2 separate regions of the Homo sapiens genome follow, and region 2 is linked to region 1. Evidence: read pairs that join two places in POLR2A ChIA-PET (ENCODE). Cell type or tissue: A673. All regions are shown on one strand.

Evidence for each region. ChIA-PET counts read pairs that join two places held together with the same protein. Peaks named below come from ENCODE experiments on the same cell type or tissue, not always from the same donor. Only the 100,000 strongest peaks of a DNase experiment are listed, where the experiment ranks them.
Region 2: POLR2A ChIA-PET joins it to region 1 with 6 read pairs; 2 of 35 experiments call an interaction of 5 or more read pairs at or near these places.

The regions. Positions count from the first base shown.
Region 1 is chr11:16,177,850-16,182,849 of GRCh38, reverse strand. The region is part of intron 6 of SOX6 (SRY-box transcription factor 6); the gene reads left to right. Among named protein-coding and RNA genes, the nearest start is that of SOX6, 180 kb to the left of the region's middle. RefSeq lists a cis regulatory region at 3,952 and enhancers at 3,880-4,024, 4,993-5,000. In A673, no CTCF peak of the experiment used is centred here; DNase peaks (open chromatin) are centred at 3,059 and 4,309; H3K4me3 peaks cover 403 bases; H3K27ac peaks cover 1,370 bases.
Region 2 is chr11:16,264,784-16,269,783 of GRCh38, reverse strand. All of the region lies in intron 3 of SOX6 (SRY-box transcription factor 6), which reads left to right. Among named protein-coding and RNA genes, the nearest start is that of SOX6, 89 kb to the left of the region's middle. In A673, no CTCF peak of the experiment used is centred here; no DNase peak of the experiment used is centred here; H3K4me3 peaks cover 243 bases.

The sequences.
Region 1 (5,000 bases):
AGGATTTTACCTTCGATCCTTGCTTCATTTTGTTAATCATACTCAGTGTTCCAGGTAGTTACTGCACTTAAAGTACTAATTTGGTATCTGAAGCAGTCCCTTTACCTAATTGGCATTTTGTCCAGCTATTTTCAGTAGGAGATCTTAGCCAACTTTTTTGTTGGTTTTTGTCGTATTCAGTATTCCATATTCAAGTACACATGTTGCAAAATAAAAAGTCCAAATATAGATGAGTTGTAATGTCTGGCATTTTTGACAGTCAGCCTTTACAATTAAATCTTGGAATAATTTCTCATCCTGATATCTCTTTTATGACTCATGCTGAGACCCTTAATTAAATAACTGTCCAGGTGTTCCCTTGTTCTGCCCTTATTAGAATTTTCAGTGTAGCTCCTACTGCTCAGGTCAAGATTTTTAGCCTGTGGCTTCCTACATTTTTCTGTAGATCCCTCTGTAGGAACTCAGTAGGTGTTAAATAACATGATCGTTTAGTTCTCTCTGTTTCTCCTATTTGTAAAGCAGGAATGGAGGAAGTTCCCTGAGGTGTTCTTATATCAGTTAATTATTGTTTTTACTACTGCTTTATAACTTACTTGTTTATTCTTTTCTAATATATTTTACTTCTTAGTCCAGTGCTGTTTATACTGACTGGTTGTCTTCACTGATGTTTTCCTGTGGCACTGAGAACTCCAGGTGAACAGCAACCAAATCAGTTCAGAATATTTTAATGAAATATTTTTAGTGTGTATTACTTATATATGATTGTGTAGTATAAATTGACTACATCTTTTTCAGAAAACTACAGAACATGATCTTAAAATATTCATTGGAATGAACATTTGGAAACATCAATTTGAAAAGATAGGAGTAATGTTTTTCAAGTTTTCTAATAGAAGTTTGATTGCTTTTAAAATGTGTGGATATTTCTTGTTGTTTAATTTTTTAATTTAAGCTAATCAGCACTTGAACTTAGCAGTATAAATTATAAAATAAAGATAGTCAATGTCAGAGTTACATTCACTTTAGAAATATAAGATTCTTTGTAATAAGAACTCAAATTTTTTAAAAAATAAGAGAAAGCAATAAGACCTGTATTTATAGTTCATTCTGTCCTGAGCTACTGCTTTATGGCATATCTTGTCAGTATTTACCTTCTACATGTGAGACCATTCAAAAAATTTTTCAAATGCTGAAAAACACGTACTCCTTACACAAAATCACAAAATGTATTCATCTCTGAGACTTACAAAACAGGTATTTGACATTCAGACTTTCTTTTTTTTTTTTTTTGGAAGGGGAAAGGGTAACTATATTTTCAAATATGGCTTTTGAAATTTAATCAAATTTAAGAGAGAGATTATTGTTGGATTAATTTTAAATGCTTTCTGAGCAAAATATGAGACTTGAGGGATGCTTCAAACATTTTTTTTCTATCAAAAAAAGAAACACTTTCTCATTTGAACCCAAAACAGAACAAAGGATAAAACAAAATTATTAAAGGTGAATTAAAGATTATTAAATATATTAAAAATGAAACTTAACTTCTCTTTCAAAAGCAAATGATGAATACAGAGACAATTTGAGCAAGTTTGACACTTTTTTTTTCTTTTTATATCTTGAGTCCTAGAACCTATTAGCTTACATGGTCAGCAAGATTAAATCATGGCAACTGGCTATGGGTCATGAGTATGAGGTGGTTGCATTCAAAATCGTTCCTCTAGTTTAGAATGCTGTCTTCTGAAATAGTACTGTTTTTTTCCCCCCAATTTGCAAGCTTTAATAGAAACAAAGGGAAGAGTGCCTAACCTCTTGTAACAACCCCACACAGACACATCTGGGTCTATTATAATGGAAACAAATGAAAATGAATGAATGGCTTCCACAAATTGAAAAACAGGATTTTTCATTAGAAATAGGAAAAGGCATGATTAAGATAGTATTGTAAAAGTTCCCATGTTTATTTTATTTGCAATTATTCAGAACTTATATGTGCAGTTAAGAACAATTTTATTTATATGTCTTCCTTGAATATATTTTTTAACATTATTTTGCCTTCGTAAATTCTAACTAAACTTTTAAATAGATTCTTCTAAAGCCAAGTAAACCGTGTTGGAAAAGTAAGATGTATGATTTTGTGAACTGTTTTTATAGTTTTGATGAGTCCATTTTTACCTTTTAATAAATCAGGATAATAATTATAAATGATTATTAAAATATCACTTTAATATTAGGTCTTTTCGGAGAATGTTTGCTTTGTAAATTCAGATCCCTCTGTGCTTTGGGGAAAATGATGATTTCTCTAATTTTTTACATGTGAAGTAATTCTCCTGATATGGAGCCCAGGAAAAAAATAGATATTTTTGATATTTCCAGGACAGAAATAGCATATTTTTTACCAAGTCTATGGAAAGCAAAACTAATAGGTCATGGAATATGGATCTTTGGAGTTGGGAATATTGATTCATAGGCTGTAATTTCAAAGGAAAGATAACTGCTTCAGTAATTTCATCCTCCCCCTCCCACTCATTGAACTGTAGTATCTTAGCTAATATTTCGAAGCATTTTACTTCTGAGTTATGCTAACTGGTAAACAGAATTCACTTTTAATTAATTTGACAGTTGTAAACAGATCAAAGCATGTTTACAGTATTTTAATCAATGATTAAATATAAGACAATTCTAGGCAAAACAGAAAATATTTTATAAATCCTCATTTCTTGATTTTTTTCACATATTTATTCATCTAACCTCATTTGACCAGGCCATGGTTTTGAATCTGGAGATTTTTTTTATGGATCCAATATACCACATTCTTTGGTTTCTATAGCACATCAATAGGAACACATTTAACGATGGAATTTTGCAACTAGAACTGAGTCTTTGCAAAAGAATTCAGCTCATTAAAATATCTCTGTGAGAAACTTCCTTTTCCAGGGATGAATAGTATTATCCAATTATTTGTGTCTCTTCAGACTCCAATTTTAGAGTTATTCAAGTGGCTTATATTGTGAGCTATATAGGCAGTGTCCTCTCCTCACATAACTAACTAAACAACGATCTCTTAAGAATGGACTGGCTGGATGGGGTTTTATTTAGGCATTTGGCTTTCTGGGCAAGGGCCAATGATTTAGTCAATTCATACACATGTGTCTTTTTTGGGTAAAATCGTGAGACTTGAAATTTTTAGTGCCTTGTTTTCTTTATGATTAATGTGCAATATTCATTGCCCTCCCCTCATCATTTAACATATGCATTAGATGGCAAACTTTATTTGTAGAAGGCCTGAACTAAATGCCATTGCTGCGTCTTTGCAAATATTCTTTGTCTTATCTGAAAACTTTTTCTTTTAAATGTTGAAATACATATTGCTTATTTTCTTTTACCCAAACCAGTGTTCATTACTTCACTGAAGTTGTACTCTGTTCTTAAGCATATATGATTATCTTTCATATACAGTGTTTTTAATTTTGATTATAATATATTCCTGTGTGCTATTTATATATTTTGTGAGTCTGTATGTTTCCCACGTGGTAGAGCATCATTAAATGTGTGTTATCCTTTCTTCCTTTTTGGTAACCAGAAAGATGCTAATATTATCAGCAAGGAAGTGATTGTCCTTAAACAATTAAACATAATAACTTGAGATGTCCTCTCACCTTTTAAGGAGATAGACCTTACCTTTTGTTTCCTTCAATATGATTAACTACAGGCATTTCAGGTATCTGCTGAGCAGAATAAAGGACTACCTTTTTATGTGAAGTAGTTGTCTAAAGATCAGAAATAATTGCTTTGTACATTAGCCTTCATGACCTGCTTGACCTAGTTAATTAATTTTTTGCTAGCATAATAATAATAGATATATATTGGAGATATGTTTCATCATTAAGTATCTAATTGACCTCTAATTTTAAGAGCTGCACCTTCCATTTATTGTCTTTTGGAAATGGCTGGAGCACCCAACAGAAAAACCGAGGACAGTCAGAAGCTGACTTCAATCCCACATAGTCCCTCTGTCTTAGGTTGTATTTCTTTGTTATTTGTATTTATCATTGATGAACAAAATGCAATTACAGTGCTCCTGTTTTGGCTCTGGCAAATAGTCGTTTTTTGTATGTTATTGATCAGGTAATGGATCTCCTTCCAACTTTCTCTGAAAAGGACTAAATAAACCTATTGAAAGTAATTTGATACTTCTATTGGCACTGTACATACATATGATACTCCCTTGCAAAGAAATGAGGGGTATAAACAAAGCTTAGAAGTCTAGGATTAGCCCCTAGCTTCCGCAAGCCCTTAAAATATTTTGTAATTCTATCTTCAATCATGAATTAGCCAGGAAAAACAGACCCTCTTTCCTCTCTCTATGTCTCTGCTGTATGCTGTTTTTAATTGCCCACAGGCAGGCTGTTGTGATCTTTGGATGTTTAAAACCAAGATAAAAATGCAAATCTAATTATTTCTTTTATGTAATCTAATTAACTTTAAAAGTCATGATAGATGCTCTATAGTCTGCTTCAAACATTTTAATAATAAAGTTTCTGGGTTATAAAGAATAGGTAAAGCTGCTATAATTATGACTAGCAAGGGCTATAACAGCAAAAATTACAAATTCTTGTTGTGAACTAAAACTACACTTTAGTTTTTCCACATTAGTCATGCTAGACTGTTTGTTATAGTTGGAATGCGCCTAAAAATAAGAGAACTGACCAGATCCCAAGAGCTACTCAATGGAATCAGCTAGTTACCTGTTTTTCCGAGTGTGGCCTTATGGCAAAGATCTCATTCAGCATACCAAAACCTGAAGGTGAATCTCAAAGCTTTTTCTGCGCTATCCTTCAGTTACTTCAGTCTCTACACAACCCGCCCTTCTCTATCTGTGCTTATCTCTTAGACTGCACTGTACTCCCCAGCTCTCTCCCAAACCAGTGGTACTAAAAATTCAGGGAAACCAGTCTCTGCTTCTTTCCGGAATTAAAGTGGAAGAGTGCCTTACCTCTTCA
Region 2 (5,000 bases), 87 kb before region 1:
TATACAACAATTAATAGCTTTTGTAGAAAATAGCACAGCCAATTAGAGGATATAATTAATGGTAGAAAAAACACCATTTGCCGTAGCAACAAAGAAGATTAAATATTTAGGAGTAAACTTAAAAGAAAATATACAAATTTCATATGAGGAAAGCTTTAAAATAATCCTAAAAGACACAGTAGTACATCTGAACAAATAAAACGACATCCCCTTTTGGTGGATAGGGCAACTCAACATCATGAAGAAGTTAGTTATTTATAAGTTAATTTATAATTTTTAAATTTTTATAAATTTATAATTTATAAATGTAACACATTCCCCGAAGTTTTTATGATGAGGCTAGTCAAGTTGATACTAAAGTTCATATGGATAAACAAACATGCAAGAATAGTGAGGAATATACTTAAAAAGAAAATTACAAATGCAGGGGGTATGAGAATAGTCCTAATAGACATTAAAGCAAACTATAAAGTCTGTAATTAAAACTATGGAGTACAGTAATGGCAAATGAATAAACAAGGAGAATAAAGTCCATAATTAAACCCAAATATGTGTGGAAGTTTAGTATATAATGAAGTTAGCATTTCAAATCACTAGGGCATAGATAAACTTTTTAATATATGGTATAGCCATATATTAAATTCAAATGCGGTAGCCATTTAAAAAAGATAACGTTAGATCTATACTTAATACTATAGAAAAGAATAAACTCCAAAATGATCAGAGATCTAAGGGTTAAAAAAAAAAGCAATATATTGCAAGAAAACATAGGTGAATTTCTCTTGAATGAAAGGCCTTATGACTCAGAATCCAGAGATAATAAAGGAAAAGCATGCTAGATTTGAATACATACAAATAAAAGTATTTGCATGTTAAAAAGATCATAAGTAAAACCAAAACAAAACCTACAAATTGAGAGAAAATATTTGTCCATATATAAAAAATAAAGGACTAATATTCCTAATATATAAAGAACTCTGGAATTTCTGAAAATTTGAGGGAAATAAGGACAAAAAAATCTCAAAACAAAGAGAAAAGGACATGGATAGACAATTCAAAAAACAAATGTAAAAATGGCCCTATGTAGCCTATGAAGAGATACTATTTTCAATTATTGAAGCGATACGACTGTCAGATATTAAGAAAGGGGTGTTGAATTATCTGACTTACAATTGTGAATTTGTCATTTCTTCTTGTAGTTATATCAGTTTGTGATACGTATATTTTGAAGCTCTGTTACTAGGTGCATAAACAATTAGAATGACCGTCTTCTCTATCGTATCATCATATATCATATCATATCATATACTTTGCCATTATGAAATGATCCTCTTTATCCCTGATAATAGTTTTTGCTCTAAACTCTACTTTGATATTTATATAGCAACATAGTCTTATCAAGGTATATATGAGTTTTGCTTTTTATCCAGCTTGACTATCTCTAACTTTTTAATGTTATGTATTGACAAATTATAGTTGTATGTATTTATGGGGTACATGATGATATGATGATTTTTGAAAATGATGTGGAGTGATTAAACTAACCTATTCATCATGTCAAATATTTGACATTTTTGTGACAAAAACATTCGTGATTTACTCTCTTAGTGATATTGAAATGTGCAGTACTCAATTACTAGCTATATTCACCATGCTATACAATATGTCTAAAAAAAACACTTATTTTTCTTATCTAACTGTGGCTTTGTAGCCATTGATTGCCATCTCTCCATTTCCCCATACCCTAGACTCTGGTAACCACCATTCTACTCTCTCCTTCTGTGAGTTGAGTTGTTTTAAATTCCACATATAAGTGAAAATGTGGTATTTGTCTTTCTGTGTTTGGCTTATTTGACTTAGCATGATGTTCTCCAATTCCATCCATGTTATTGCAAATGACATCTTTCTTCCTTTATTAAGGCTGAATAGTATTCTTTTGTGTACATATGCCACATTTTCTTTATCCATTCATCCATTGATGGACACTTAGCTTGATATTCCATAACTTGGCTATTGTGAATAGTGCTGCAGTGAACATAGGCATGCAGACATCTCTTTGACATACTGATTTTAAATCGTTCAGGTAAATTCCCAGAAATGGAATTGCTGGATTATATGTTAATTATATTTTTAGGTTTTTCAGGAACCTGCATACAGTTTTTCATAATGGCTATACTAACTTACATACCCACTAACAGTATACAAAAATTCCCTTTTCTCCACATCCTTGCCAACACTGGTTATCTTTGGTCCTTTTTATACTAGCTATTCTAAACAGGTGTGCAATGATATCTCCATATGATTTTGATTTGCATCTCCCTTGTGATTAATGATTTCAAGCTTTGTAAATGTATTTCTTAGCCACTTATACGCCTTCTTTTGAGAAATGTGTATTCAGGCCTTTTGTCTATTTCTTAATCAAATTATTTGTTTTTCTTTTATAAAGTTGTTTGACTTCTTTATATATTTTGGACGTTAATCCCTTATCAGATGTATGGCTTGTAAATATTTTTTCCCAATTTGTAGATTGTCTTCACTCTGTTAATTGTTTCATTTGTTGTGCAGAAGTTTTTTTTTAATTTTAACGTAATCCCATTTGTCTATTTTTGCTTTTGCTGCCTGCATTTTTGGAATGAAATCTAAAAAATCATTGCCCAGACAAGTGTTGTATAGTTTTTCCTCTATGTTTTCTTCTAGGAGTTTTATAGTTTCAAGTTTATGTTTAAATCTTTAATCTATTTTGAGTTGATTTTGTATGTGGTATAAAATAAGAGTGAGTTTCATTCTTTTACATACGGGTTATCCAGTTTTCCCAGCTCCATCTATTGAAGAGACTGCCATGTATATTTAATTGGGATTATCTGTGTGAGCTTTGATATGGTTGTATTTAAGTCTATCATTTTGCTCATGTTTTTTATATGCATGATACAGTCTGTTATTTTTCTTTCTTTTGATTTTTAAAATAATACCATGTATATTTTTTGCTGGTTTATTAGCTATGACTTTCTGTTGCATTATTTTGGTGATTGCCTTGGAGTTTAATTGTATACATCTTCAACTTACAGTCCACCTTCAAGAGATGTTCATAGTATTTACACTATAGTACAATAAACGTATACTTTAATTTCTCTTCCAGATTTTATTATTGTTGTTATACATTTGGATTCTACTTATCTTATAAATCTTAAAATACATTGATATTCTTTTTGCTCTAAACAGCAAATTATCATTAAATAATATTTAAATAAAAAGAAAAAATTAAATATACACCCATGTTATTGTTATTTCTGTTACTCTTAATTCCTTTTTGTAGATACAGATCTCCTTCAATATAATTTTTTTGCTTGATGGATTTCCTTTAATATTCCTTACAGTCCAGATCTGCTGGTGATAAATTCTATCAGCTTTTATGTGTCTAAAATTTTTTATTTCATCTTTTTGTTTGAAAGATATTTTTGCTGGATATAGAATTCTAGGTAGAGTTTTATTTTTTATTTTAGTACTTAAAAATGTTGCACAATTGTCTTCTGGCCTGAGTTGTTTTCAATGAGGAATCAGCTGTCACATGATTTTAGTTCCTCTACAATAACCTGCCTTTTTGGGGGATTACTTTTCAGAATTTTCTCTTTAATTCACTGGTTCTAAGCAAGTTAATTATGATGTACCTTTGTGTAGTTTTCTTCATATTTCTTGTGCTTGGTTTGAATTTAAAGATTTATAGTTTTCATCAAATTTGAAGAAATTTCAGCCATTATATTTTCAATATTTTTTCTTCCTCTCTCCTTATATTTGAGGACTCTAGTTATGCATATATTAGACCACTTGATATTGTCTCACAGCTTACTGATGCTCTGTTCATTTTTTTTTACATTTTCTGTCTGCATTTCATTTTAGATAGTTTCTACTGCTATGTCAACAAGATTACTAATTTTTTCTGCAATATTTAATTGGACATTTGATTTATTCAGTATGTTTTTCATTTCAGACATTTTGGTTTTTAGCTCTAGACATTTGATTAAAATAATTTTTTGTTTACATGTGTTTCATACCTCCATTTAACCTTTTACATCTTTCTACTAGCTTAGCAAACATGTAAAAAATATAGTTTTAATAACTCTTTTAATGTCTTTGTTAATTTTAATATCTCTGTCATCGTTAGTTCAGTTTCATTTGATTGATAGTTCTCCTCATTAGGGTCATATTTTCCTGCTTCTCTGCACACCTGATTTTTAAAAAGTTGAATACTAGCCATGGTGAATTTTACCTTGTTGGATATTCCTATAAATATTCTTAGGCTTTGTCTTGGGATGCTTTAAGTTTCTTGGAAACAGTTTGATCCTTTAGGGTATTGTTTTTAAGTTTCCAAGCAGGATAAGGCAGGATTTATCTAGTCTAATGCTAGTTTTACCCCACAACTGAGGCTTCTAAAAGCCCTTCTGAATTTTCTGTGTGATGCACCAAATCATGACTATTTCCACGTTGGCTAGTGAAGATAGGACTATTCCCAGGCCTTTATGAGCAGCTGGGATGGGTCTCTCTAATCCTTTCAGACAATTCTTTTTCTGGCTTCATGAGTTTTCTCACATGCATCTGGCCGTCGTACTCAGTAGAGCACTCAAGGGACCCCTCTGCAGATCTCTGGATTCCTTTCTCTGAAGCTTGTCATTCTTCAGTACTGTGCCATGTAATTTCTAGCCACCTAAGTCTTTTTGAACTTTTAGTTCAATCTCTTGACTCTGGAAAATAGGCTTTACCTGAGTTCTTCTGCCTTGTACTGTAGCCTGGAAACTCTCTCCAGGCAGTAAGCTGGGAAAATGGTAGGGCTCACTCATTTGTTTACTCTCTCTCAAGGGATACTGCTCTTTGTTGCTTGATGAGCAATCTTGAAACCTTATTTCTCAAAGTTTTTTAAGCTTCTTTTTTTTTTTTTTTTGCAGGAGGGTAAATTCAGCCTCCGTCTTGGCTAGAAGTGGGTAATCCAAGTAATGCAAATTAAAACT